3 separate regions of the Homo sapiens genome follow, and all the other regions are linked to region 2. The links are chromatin contacts, found by Hi-C or POLR2A ChIA-PET in ENCODE. All regions are on one chromosome and are shown on one strand. Each heading gives the region's core, a stretch centred on a gene start or an enhancer-like site at or near the end of the contact. The rest is flanking DNA. Distances are from core to core; before and after follow the strand shown.

The links. Hi-C counts contacts between places; a loop is a spot of excess contacts on that map. ChIA-PET counts read pairs that join two places held with the same protein, here RNA polymerase II (POLR2A). Pooled maps may share reads with other maps.
Region 1: a map of B cell shows a loop between it and region 2 (5-fold over the local background). The contact joins the promoter of GUCY2C-AS1 here to the promoter of PLBD1-AS1 in region 2. A Hi-C loop is called at or near these places in 3 of 168 maps with a recorded cell type or tissue (B cell, GM12878 and OCI-LY7), 30 of 37 single-sample maps with no recorded cell type and 10 of 50 pooled maps. POLR2A ChIA-PET finds 5 or more read pairs at or near these places in 2 of 52 experiments (OCI-LY7 and naive thymus-derived CD8-positive, alpha-beta T cell).
Region 3: a loop to region 2 is called in a pooled map of heart left ventricle, with 2.1 times the contacts of the local background. The contact joins the enhancer-like site here to the promoter of PLBD1-AS1 in region 2. A Hi-C loop is called at or near these places in 1 of 50 pooled maps.

The regions. Positions count from the first base shown.
Region 1 is chr12:14,663,668-14,667,564 of GRCh38, reverse strand. GUCY2C-AS1 (GUCY2C antisense RNA 1) reads right to left here and starts at 1,929. Exons shown (of 6, transcript NR_186173.1): 1 at 1,868-1,929; 2 at 1,552-1,706. The region is part of intron 10 of GUCY2C (guanylate cyclase 2C); the gene reads left to right.
Region 2 is chr12:14,565,998-14,569,921 of GRCh38, reverse strand. It overlaps PLBD1-AS1 (PLBD1 antisense RNA 1), which reads right to left and starts at 2,190. Exons shown (of 6, transcript NR_120465.1): 1 at 2,116-2,190; 2 at 1,730-1,903. It overlaps PLBD1 (phospholipase B domain containing 1), which reads left to right and starts at 2,039. Exons shown (of 11, transcript NM_024829.6): 1 at 2,039-2,340. The coding sequence starts at 2,226. RefSeq lists silencers at 2,169-2,278, 3,018-3,194 and an enhancer at 2,092-2,773.
Region 3 is chr12:14,439,964-14,444,279 of GRCh38, reverse strand. The region is part of intron 5 of ATF7IP (activating transcription factor 7 interacting protein); the gene reads right to left. Among named protein-coding and RNA genes, the nearest start is that of ATF7IP, 76 kb to the right of the region's middle. Within about 2 kb of position 1,904, at least 2 of the 41 ENCODE cell types and tissues checked have a DNase peak (open chromatin) inside an H3K27ac peak, as active enhancers do.

The sequences.
Region 1 (3,897 bases), core at 680-3,179, 98 kb before region 2:
CCTGCGTTTCTAGTTTTCTTTCACTCCATGAGTCAAATTAAGTCCAAAATGATTCCTGTACTTTTATCCAACAGGTATTAGCAGCTGATTAACGAAATGAGGGAGGGGGGAATGAAGATGGCATTCTTCTAGACAATAAGCAATCCTGAGCTGACTTCAGATTTATTGCTATGATTGCTTTTTAAAGTCGAGTTTTATTTAATAAGCTTTTAAAACTTTCTGGAACCATCTTCAAGCTTTCTAGTTTTAAACCAAACTTGACTTCTGAAATATATCTCTTTTCTCATGGGCTTCTGCAACTCTCAACTTCTTTTGTAACTTTTTGAGTTCAAATTATTTTTTCTTTCTTCTTAATTATAACTGTCAGTGACAAAGTTAGGTTTGTGTTTTTAATGTATTTCCTTCAAGTTTTTTGGTATTTTGGTTATTCAATAGGTCTGTGATTTCTAAAGTGCTGAACTTCTCAAAAAGTACTTTTTGAGAGAGTTCTCTTTACTTAAAGAGAACTGACTTCCTCAATGGTTGAACTAGTTTACAGTCCCACCAACAGTGTAAAAGTGTTCCTAAAGTGAACATTAAATATTCATACTATATCCTACAGGGACGTTATATTATCCTGAGCAACTTTACTTCAGCCTCAGTTAACTAACAACCTCAGTTAGCCAGAGCTTTTCAATACTTAACTGTTACTTACTACATTTAGCTCTAAACTTTACCAATGAAGCAATAATATAGGAGTTAAAAAGAAATTATTTAGGCAGGTAGCGAGGGTACAGGAGTCCTCAGTAAGGCTTTTTCTTTTCTTTTCTTACTCTTTTTTTTTTTTTTTGGAGACATTGTCTGGCTGTATCACCCAGGCTGGAGTACAGTGGTGCAATCTTGGCTCACTGCAACCTCTGCCTCCCGGATTCAAGCGATTCTCCTGCCTCAGCCTCCCGAGTAGCTGGAATTACAGGTGTTTGCCGCCACGCCCGGCTAATTTTTGTATTTTTAGTAGAGACGGGGTTTCGCCATGTTGGGCTGGCTGGTCTGGAACTCCTGACCTCACGTGATCCGCCTGCCTCGGCCTCCCAAAGTTCTGAGATTACAGGCATGAGCCACGGCGCCCAGCCAGGCATTTTCTTTTAATTGAAAACAGTCTCCAAACCATTTCTTTTCTAGCAAAAAGCAGCCTGAAAAGCTGAACTGCAAGCATAAATAAGCAAGCTGGAAGCTTGCGTAGATGAATGCCCGCAGCTGTACTAAAAGCCAGGTCCACCCAATATAGCGATTTCCCCTCCCTTTTCTTTGTAGCCATGTGTGGGGGTGTCATTGTGCCGGCCGGGTAAAGCCACATGTGTGGGTGTCATGGCGCCAGCCAGGTAGAGGCCGCATTTGCATAATAAAAGATTAGGGTGAGAGGGCCAGTTTCTTCAGGGCTATGTAAATGGCACACTGGTCAAACCAATCCCCTGGGCCCTATATAAATCAGACACCGCCTCCTGAAGCCTCCCTATATAACCTACTGCTTCCCACCACAAGCATGGTTTTTTCCCTTCAGAGCCCTCCTACCTCTCTACCGGTGAGCTGTTCTCTTCTTTCCTGCCTATTAAACTTTCCGCTACTTGACCCGCTCCGTGTTTGCGTCTGTGTCCTTAATCTTCTCGTCACGCGATGACGAACCTTGGGTATGTCCCCAGACAATGAAGCCGCTTCAGCAACTCAACCTTTGAAATAGTATAGAAATACGATATGCATGACTGGAACTTGCATCTGTGTGTACACAGCTACTAAGTAACAAAACATTTCACCAAGAGATTACACCATCCCTGTTCTTTCATTTATTTAACAAAGATATTTATTTAATGCCAGACAATGTTCTGAGCACCTGGGAAATAGCAATGGACAATGCAGATTTGGTGCCCGTCCTCATCCAAGTCCTCAGCATCTGCTTCCTGTATCACAAAAATGACGTCAAACTGACTTCCTGCATTAGTCCTGCCCACTTCCATCCAACCCATCCTGCTATCAGAAAGAAAGCACAAGTCCAATCATGTCACTGCACTGTTGCTAACATGTCAATTGGCAACTCTGCTTTACCTACAGAATACAGTCCAAGTTACTTAATACAGCACAAAGTGCCCGTAATCTCCCTACTTATCTTTTACTCACCTATCCCTTCCCCATGCTCTCAGCTTCCTCCCTACTTCCTTAAAGCGTCATGCAAATTTATGCCGCTGTGTCCTTATTTATGCTACTCCCTCGGAATAGAATTTATCACTTCTCCATAGAGGTGGGAAACATCTACTCATCCTCAAGATTTAACCGGAATCTCAACTTTCCTTAGCTTTTTTTTTTTTTTTTTTTCCTGAGACGGAGCCTCGCAGTGTTGCCCGGCCTGGAGTGCAGTGGCCCAATCTCGGCTCACTGCAACTTCCGCCTCCCAGGTTCAAGAGATTCTCCTGCCTCAGCCTTCCAAGTAGCTGGAACTGATTACAGGCACCTGCCACCGCGGCCGGCTAATTTTTATGTTTTTAGTGGAGACGGGGTTTCACCATGTTGGCCAGGCTGGTCTCGAACTCCTGACCTCGTGATCCACCCGCCTTGGCTTCCCAAAGTGCTGGGATTACAGGTGTGAGACACCGCGCCCCCTCAGGGCTTATTCTTATTCATATTTCCTTGCCCCAACACAGTGCCTTGGAATGAATAAATGAATGAATGAATGAATGAATGAATGACAACATGAGATAACTGAATATATTTCTACTCTGGACTCCAGCACTCATCTATACTCTGTTAATTTCAGTCAATTTATTTCTCTTTTCTAAGTGTGAGTTTCTTCCCCTGTTAAATCAAGAAGTTTATCAGGTTCCTTCCAACCGTAATATCATATGACCTTGAGGTTATAAACTCTCATTCATTGTGAGATGAGTTAAATAGAATGTGATAACTACAGCAGCCACCAGAAGGCAGCAGAAGCTTAACCTTGGAATTTAGAACTTGATACTGCGTTTATCTAAAAGGCAAAACTGAAAAGCATGTTTAATTAAAAATGACTACATTTAAATAGTATATTTAAATACTATATATAAATATTATAATTATATCTAATACAGTGAGATGTTCATACTGTAGGAGGCAGAGAATTGAGGTGGGCTGAGGAGTCCCCATATTCCCTCCAGTTTATACTCTAGTCTAGGGGATGTGCAATTTTGATAGACCAGTGAGTGGGATTATCTACACTGTTGAAAATGTATTTCTTGTACTCACTTTCGTTTTCTGGGGTTTAGGGCGTGAGAATGGTGGGAGTGGCAATAGTGGTGATAGTGATGGAAGTGGTGATTGTAGTAACAAACAGAATTCACCAGTTAAATGTGCCCATAATGCAAGTTCAACTCCAAAGTATGAATTTATTTCTGCCCCGATGAGAGTAGAAATCCAAAGTTCACATTTTCACCATTGAAAATTTCCCATGAACACAAAACAAGGTAATAGAGGCAAAGTCACATGTCTGCAAAGCATAAACCCTTCAAATTCAGCCCTTATACAAAGGAGCTGTAGTGTTTACCCCAAGCTAAACCATCTACTTCAGAAGGACATAATATGATTAAACAAAAACAGTTTTAAAATACATATGACATGAGACCCCTAATGGCACAGGAGTCTTTCTATATGAATTTATTTATGTATTTTAATGTCCAAGCACCTTCTCCTTGCCTCTTCTCAGGCAATAAGATGACCAGGGCCAGGTTTTTCTTCTATTATTTTTTATTAGCCATTTTTATTGATACTTTACCAGGTCTTGTGCTGGGTGCCAAAGGTGTAAGGATGAACAGGAATGAATAAGTAGGACATGGACTGTGCCCCCAGGAGTTTAGATTATGGTGTCATGATAGAGAATACAGTGTGAAGGTTTAG
Region 2 (3,924 bases), core at 941-3,440:
AATTTGCTCCCCACTACTGGAATGCAAGCTCTGCAAGGGCAGGGACTTTGTTTTGTCTACTGCTCTGTGCTTGGAACATGGGAGTCAACGAATATTTGATGACAAATAATAGATGAATGAATGCCTCAAGGTTCACATTAGGCATTTATATGCATCTTACTTCATCAGAACACTTGGCTCCTTGGATCAGAAGGGTTAGTAAGGTGAAGGAGGGTGGTATAGGGCAATATGACTCAAATATTTGGGGTGGCACCACTTCCTTGAACATCCTAATGTGGTTCTCTTCCCATCATAACACAACCAAAATTTTCATTTTTGGTTCATTTTAATTTTCTAACTTGAAGGAAAATGTGCAACTTTTACAATGTCCTCGATGTCTTCATTTTAATTTTTCTTCATTTAAATTTTCTAACGAAGGAAAATGTGCAACTTTTACAATGTCCTCGATGTCTTCGTTTTAATTTTTCTTCATTTTAATTTTCTAACTTGAAGGAAAATGTGCAACTTTTACAATGTCCTCGATGTCTTCATTCATTAAATGCCATTAAACATAATTGTGACTTTAATTTTAATTAAATAAAAATGAGTTGGAGTCTCCCTGTGTGGCACAGGCTTGTCTTGAACTTTTGGGCTCCGGTGATCCTCCCACCTTGGCCTCCCAAAGTGTTGGGATTACAGGCATGAGCCATGGTGCCTGGACCACAAAATTGTGACTTGTGTTTCACAATTTGCACAGAGATTTGATGAACTTTTAGGTTCTTTATCTTTTCTAACAATTACATTTTCCCCGTTATGAAAGGTACTGCTTATTCTCTCTTCTCATCTCTCCTTGACACCTAGGTTAAGCTTAGAAGAAAGGCCAAGAGGAAGAGTGGGGTGCTGAGGTTCCCATCTGAGAGGTGGCTTGTTCCCTCCTTCCCCCTCTCCCACTGCACCTTAAACATAGCTCTAACACAGTAGAATGGCAAGTTCTGTGTACTTGTTTATCTATATGGCTTAGTTCTTTTTTAAAAAAATTATTATTGTTATTATTATTATTTTTTTTTGAGACGAATCTCGCTCTGTCGCCCAGGCTGGAGTAGAGTGGCGCGATCTCGGCTCACTGCAAGCTCCGCCTCCCGGGTTTACGCCATTCTCCTGCGTCAGCCTCCCAAGTAGCTGGACTACAGGCGCCCGCCACCGTGTCCGACTAATTTTTTGTATTTTTAGTAGAGACGGGGTTTCACCGTGTTAGCCAGGATGGCCTCGATATCCTGACCTCGTGATCTGCCCGCCTCGGCCTCCCAAAGTGCTGGGATTACAGGCGTGAGCCACGGCGCCCGGCTGGCTTAGTTCTTTTTGTCTGTGGTGAGGCATGCTCTTAGCTGTCTTTATATCACTGGTATCTGGAGTATAAGATGGGCCCAGCCAATGCTGAGTGAATGAATGAAATGCCTTTTGCCTACTTCACAATGTCACCTAGGGCACCCGGTGCCAACTTCACAATATCACCCAAGGCATAACTTTTGACTACTTCACAATGTCACTTTTAACTGACCCCACACAGAAATGGGGACTCCACAGAAACGTAGGAGTGTGTCTAGTGTCAGCCCCGTCTGAATCACTCTCCTGTGGTGGCTCCAGCCAACGAAGAGGAAGCAAAAAGGATAAAAAATCTGAGCTACAGCGCATGGATTTAGGTTAAACAGCCTGGGAATGAGGGGTACGCTAATCGCTGAGGAAAACGCACCTGTGGAGGCCTCTCCAGAAACAGCAGAGGATCCGAGCTGCGTGTAGGCAGGGCGCGCATGTCACCCTGGCCCGGGCGCCTGGTCCGCTGCTGGAGATAAATGGTCGACCCCGGAGGGAGAGGCTAGTAGGGGTGTTGATGTGAACTGATTCGCCCAAGCCTTGGGCCGCAAAACTGCGAAAGAAAGCGGCAGGCAGCCTCTGCATTTCCCAGAAGTGCAGCTGGGGAACTTTCCCAGACCGGCCCAGGGGTTGCTAGAGGGTCAGACGTAAAGGATCCGCCTTTCCTAGGCGGGGTGGGCCCCAGGCCACCACGTGAAGCGTCCTCGCCCCTCAGAGCCCGGAGCAGGCCGGGCTCAAGAAAGAGGAAAGTTGAGGACGCCCCACCTCGGAGAGGCGGCGCCCCTGAGTAGGCCAGGAGCCTCTCTTGCAACTTCTGCCACCGCGGGCCACCGCGGCCGCCTGATCCCGCAGAGGAAGGTCGCGGCCGTGGAGCGATGACCCGCGGCGGTCCGGGCGGGCGCCCGGGGCTGCCACAGCCGCCACCGCTTCTGCTGCTGCTGCTGCTGCTGCCGCTGTTGTTAGTCACCGCGGAGCCGCCGAAACCTGCAGGTGAGCAGAGCGCGCCCTGGGCGGGGGGCGCCCGGGGAGGCTCCTAGGAGCCTGTTAGCGCCCGTGCCCCGCGTCCGGCCGAGTTGACGTCCAGCGGGCGTCTGGTTCCTGGGTGAACTCAGAGAAACGCGCCTCCGGCCGGCGGTCTCGCTCCAGCCCTGCGGCTGCGCAGCGAGGGCACTTGAGAAGGGCATGGCGAGTGCGTCTGCCAACTTTACAAGTTTTGGCCCGAATTCTTGGCCAACAAATCGGTTCGCTCCTGCGCCGATTCTTGGCCCACAGAGCCTGGGCTGGTCTTAAAAACTCCAGCCAATGGGCATCTAAATATATTTATCCAGATTGTAGGGAGGTATGGTTCCGGCTTGCCATTTGTTTTGTGTTTTAAAAATTTACATTGACTTTGGCTTAAAATCACGATTGCACGATTGTCAGTTTGATACGTGCCTGGCAGTGGGCTTAAGGGCCTTTTGGTTTTGTTGTTGTTGTTGAGACAGAGTCGCTCTCTGTGGGCGACGCTGGAGTGCAATGGTGTGATCTCGGCTCACTGCAACTTCCGCCTCCCGGGTTCAAGCGATTCTCCTCCCTCAGCTTCCCAAGTAGCTGGGATTACAGGCGTCAGCCACCATGCCCAGCTAATTTGTGCATTATTAGTAGAGACGAGGTTTCACCATGTTGGACAGGCTGGTCTCGAACGCCTGACTCGGGCGATCCGCCTGCCTCGGCCTCCCAAAGTGCTGGGATTACAGGCATGAGCCACCGCGCCCGGCAGTTTTTTTTTTTTTTTTTTAATATATAATCCTAAATAGGATTATATTCCCCATTCTGCAGATGAGAAAAGTGAGATTGATCAGAAGTAATTCGCATAAAGATAACACAGCAAATAAGACAGAGTTAGGGGATGCCAGAGGGCATTTTCTTAACTACTTCCCTCTTGGAAAAACAGGTTTTATCTCTACAGGTATTCATGCAAATCTACATCCTTTGCCAAAATTAAATTAAATTAAATTAAAAAGCCTTGGATTTATGATTTCCGTTCCTAAGGAGGTGAAGATTATGAACTGTAACTAAGGGACTTGAAAGAATTCTAAAGTAATAATAAGAGAATTAATTTTGTCTTATTTCATAATCCCCTTTTCTGTGCTGACCTTGTACAAGAGTAGGGTGGGGCTTGGGGGAGGATGCCCCTTCCTAAATATGTGTACTGATTCTTATTACACTACCTTCCATCATCAAGAGCCTTCGTTTTTGAGACTTGCTTAGTTATCACTCTTCAATCTTAAATCTTTCCAGTCTGTGGGATCAGATGTACCCACAGGCTCCTGACTCGTGATTTTCTGTGTTCTTTGCCTAAACTATGGAGGTGGCCTTGGTGTCTACTTCTAGTCTAGGGAGACAGCTCATTCAGAGGTACCTGGGGGAGGCTGGGGAGGGTCCCAAAAGTGGAGGTAGCTTTTGTGTTTGGAATGCTGGCTAAAATCTTTATTCCTTTTCTGTTTTTTTGGACGAGTGAGATTAAGTGTTTTTGTAGGTGGAGGGGGCAGCCTGAGGAGTGAGACAGGCGTTGTTTTTCTGAAGATGGAGCAC
Region 3 (4,316 bases), core at 655-3,154, 130 kb after region 2:
TATTAGGCTGTCATAAATTTACTTCATTGATAGGGAACAGGAGCCGAGGCTGAAAGGAAAAAGTAAAATAGACATTTTTAGTTAAATCTACTTAAAATGGCATTTTCTAAGTCATAACCAACGGAATGTTATATTCCAGAGTGTGTTGACAGCTTTTCCATTTCTGTAAGAAATCTAGTTGAAATTCCGAGTATTATGAATTTGAACTATACTGTGATTTGAGAGGAATCAAGTCTTCCTATTTAAGAGCATAGTACTAATCACTGTTGACTCCTGTTTTCTGGTTCTGTCCTTTTTCTTCATAATGGTCTTAAAATTTTATTTTTTGGTTTATTCTTAAGTGCTTACTCATTTTTAAATAACTACCATATGTGAAATCTTTTTCTCATTATATTTTCTAATTGGTTATTGTTGATATAAGGAAAACTATTAGAATATATTGTCCTTATATGAGGTAGTTGCTATATTTCCTTCTTCATTCAACAGTTTGCCAACTTAATTCTATTGGGTTCCCACTTACCAATTGTTACTCATTTCTTTTTCCTGTCTCACTGTATTGCCCAAGACTGACACCAAAGCTCTAAATAGCAACATCTATTAATAGGCATTTTCTCATTCTCAACTTTGGTAGAAATATTTCCAATAATCCATTATTAAATATGATATTTACAACAGGTTTCTGAAAACCCTTTAAGAGATTCAAGGTATTTACCTCCTGTTTTTTCCATGAATGACCAGTGAATTTTAACAAATCCTGATTTGGCATGTACTGAGATGATCACACTATTTTTCACCTTTCCTACATTAGCAGAGTAACGTATAATTGTTAATACTGAACCAAGTTTGCATTCTTAAGAGAAATCTATGCTGGGGAATAAAACTAAACTATGTTTTTTTCTCTTCTTGTGCTAGAGGTTTCACAGATGGGCTTACTTCATCTAATGGAAGTCTCATCTTTCTCCATACCCTGGAACAGTTTACATCAGACAAGAATTACCTGTTCCTCAATGATTTGTCAGAATTATCTGGCAAAGCTTTCTGGGTTCCATGACTTCTTCAGAAATAGATCTTTGACTATAGTTTTGATACAGTTCCTCAAAACCTAGCTTTCCTGCTTCCTTTTTTGAGACAGAGTCTTGCTCTGTTGCCCAGGCTGGAATGCAAGGGCACAATCTTGGCTAACTGCAACCTCCGCCTCCTGGGTTCAAGCGATTCTCCTGCCTCAGCCTCACTAGTAGCTGGGATTACAGGGATGTGCCATCAAGCCCAGCTAATTTTTGTATTTTTAGTAGAGACGAGGTTTCACTATGTTGGCCAGGCTGGTCTCGAACTCCTGACCTCAAGTGATCCACCTGTCTCAGCCTCCCAAAGTGCTCGGATTACAAGCATGAGCCATCACACCTGGCCTCCTGCTTCCTTTTTGTATACAACAGATTTCATTGGTACAAGGTTGTTAACATAAAAACGTTCTTAAAGAATCCCTTCTGGATCTTGTCTCCTTTTCTAATCCTTGTGCAGTTTATTTGTATTTATTTTATTTCTAGGTCAAAGATTTATCAGACCAATAGAACAATTTGTCTCAGATGTATTCAACTGAACAAATTGTCCCTGGATAATTATACTAAAACATATTAAGCCAAAAGTCAAAATATCATATTAGCTAACAGGAAATTGTTCTGAAATACGCAGTAAGAACGAATTCAAAGTTTTATTTCCAAACCAACTGCACCACATAAATTTAGCCAAAATGAGCACAACTGATCTCAACAAACTCCTCTCATGATCTTGCACTATGCTTTATATTTGTTGTAACAGGACTCGATTGGCTAAGTGTTACTATACCCAGAGTGAAGGGCAGAATCAGGCTGAACTATGTACACATTGCAAAACAGGCAGCAAAATGTGGGTAGAACGGTTGCCAACAATTGCCACATGGGTAGTATCTACACCAAAAAAACATATTTCCCTCTCTAGAGCACAATCATAATGATATTTGATTTTGTATGCTACTGAAAATAAGTAGATATTAATTGAAACCTAACTGTTATAAAGTTAAGATGTTAAGTGTAATCCCCAGGGTAACCACTAAGGAAAAAACTAAAAATATATATAGGAAGAGAAACAAGAAGGAATCAAAATGATATACCAGGAAAAAATCAATTGCAAAACAAGGCAGTAATGGAGAAAGTAGAAACAAAAAAGGTATCAGATATAGAAGAAAAGTAAAATTGCAGAAGTTTTTCCTTATTAGTAACTACTTTAAATGTAAATAAACTCCTTGATTAAAAGGTAGAGATTGGTGGAACTGATAATAAATCATGACCAAACTATATACCATCTGTAAGACTTCATCAAAATTTAAAAGTTTTGTGCATCAAAAGGCATTATCAAGAAGTTGTAGACAAATTACAGAACGGGAGAAAATATTTGCAATCATGTATCTAATAAGAGTTTGGTATCCTGGGCCGGGTGCGGTGAGTTTGGTATCCTGGGCAGGGCGCGGTGGCTCACGCCTGTAATCCCAGCACTTTGGGAGGCCGAGGTGGGCAGATCATGAGGTCAGGAAATGGAGACCATCCTGGCTAACATGGTGAAACCCCATCTCTACTAAAAATACAAAAAATTGGCCGGGCGTGGTGGCAGACGCCTGTAGTCCCAGCTGCTCGGGAGGCTGAGGCAGGAGAATGGCGTGAACCCGGGAGGCAGAGCTTGCAGTGAGCCAAGATCACACCATTGCACTCCAGCCTGGGAATTGGCAGGAGACTCCGTCTCAAAAAAAAAAAAAAAAAAAAGACTTTGGTATCCAGAATATATAAATAATTCTTACAACTCAACAACAAAAAAGCAAAAAATCCAAATTAAAAATGGGCAAAGGACTTTAATAGACATTTCTATAAACAAGCACATATGATTGATCAACAAGTACATGAAAAGTTGATCAACATCATTTATCATTAGGGAAATGCAAATCAAAACCCTAATGAGATACCACTTCATACCATTCAGATGCTATAATAATAAAAAAAGAAAGTAAAAATAACAAGTATTGGTGAGGATGTGGAGAAATGGAACCCTCATACATTGCTGGTGGGAACAGAAAATGGTATAGCCACTGTGGACAACAGCTGGGTGATTCTTCAGTAAGTTAAACAAAGAATTACCATATGGCCCACAATTCCACACCTAGGTATATTCCTAAAAGATTTGAAAACAAGTATTCAAACAAACACTTGTATACAAGTTCAAAGCAGCATCATTCACAATAGCTGAAAGTAGGAACAACCCAAATGCCATTCAATGGATGAACGTATAAGCAAAATGTGGCATATACCGCCATATAATGGAATATTATTTAGCCCTAAGAAGGAATGAAGTACTGATACATGCTACAAACACAGATTAAGCTGGAAAACACGCTAAGTGAAAGAGGCATGTGAAATATGCAAAACAGGTAAATCGATAGAGACAGCAGATTAGTGGTTGCCAAGGGCTAGTGTAAGAGGAAAAGAAGAGCAAATGCTTAATGGGCAAAACGTTTCTTTTTGAGTTGACAAAAATGTTTTGAAACTAGATAGAGATTGTGGTTGTATAAAATTGTGAATGTACTAAATAACAATGAATTGTACACTTTAAAACAGTTTGGTATCTGAATTTTATTTCCATAAAAAAACAAAATACTGGAACAAGACACAAAGAGATGGAATTAAATTGGGCACATGATCATGGGTGAGTGAACAGGGGAAACAATACGAAGTCAAAAGCCTGGTATCAAAATACAATAAACATTAATAGTACCCTGTAGGACAGTGAAGCAACTGGTGGATATTAGAAAAAGTGGATTGAAAATTAAGAGATTAAAATTTAAAAATTTTAAAAATGAATACTGGTTTTACCGGTACACAATTGAGGAACTTGGACTATAAAGAGACTGAAGTAATCAGTATTTTAGAAAAATTAGTACAATGCTTTGGAAGGACCAGAAAGAACTTAAAAACTAGTACCAGAGTGCTCATATAAAAGGTGTTACTATAATCAAGGAATTGGGTAATGATGGCCTAATGAAAAGTGAAAAGAATTGAGATTTATTTTTTCTAGGAAATAATCAAGTTGTAACTTGGCAACTCACTGTGTATATGAAATGATTGAGAGGGATCGGTTTCCAAGAATTCAAGAGCTGCCAATAAGAGGAACAACGGGAAGATTTTCCTTCAAGAGTTTTCCAAGAATTCAGAAATTGTCAGTAACAGGAACATTTGCAGAGAAGATGATTGGCTTGGTGTTAGAAAGATTCAAATTCTGAGACTACAAGCAACATT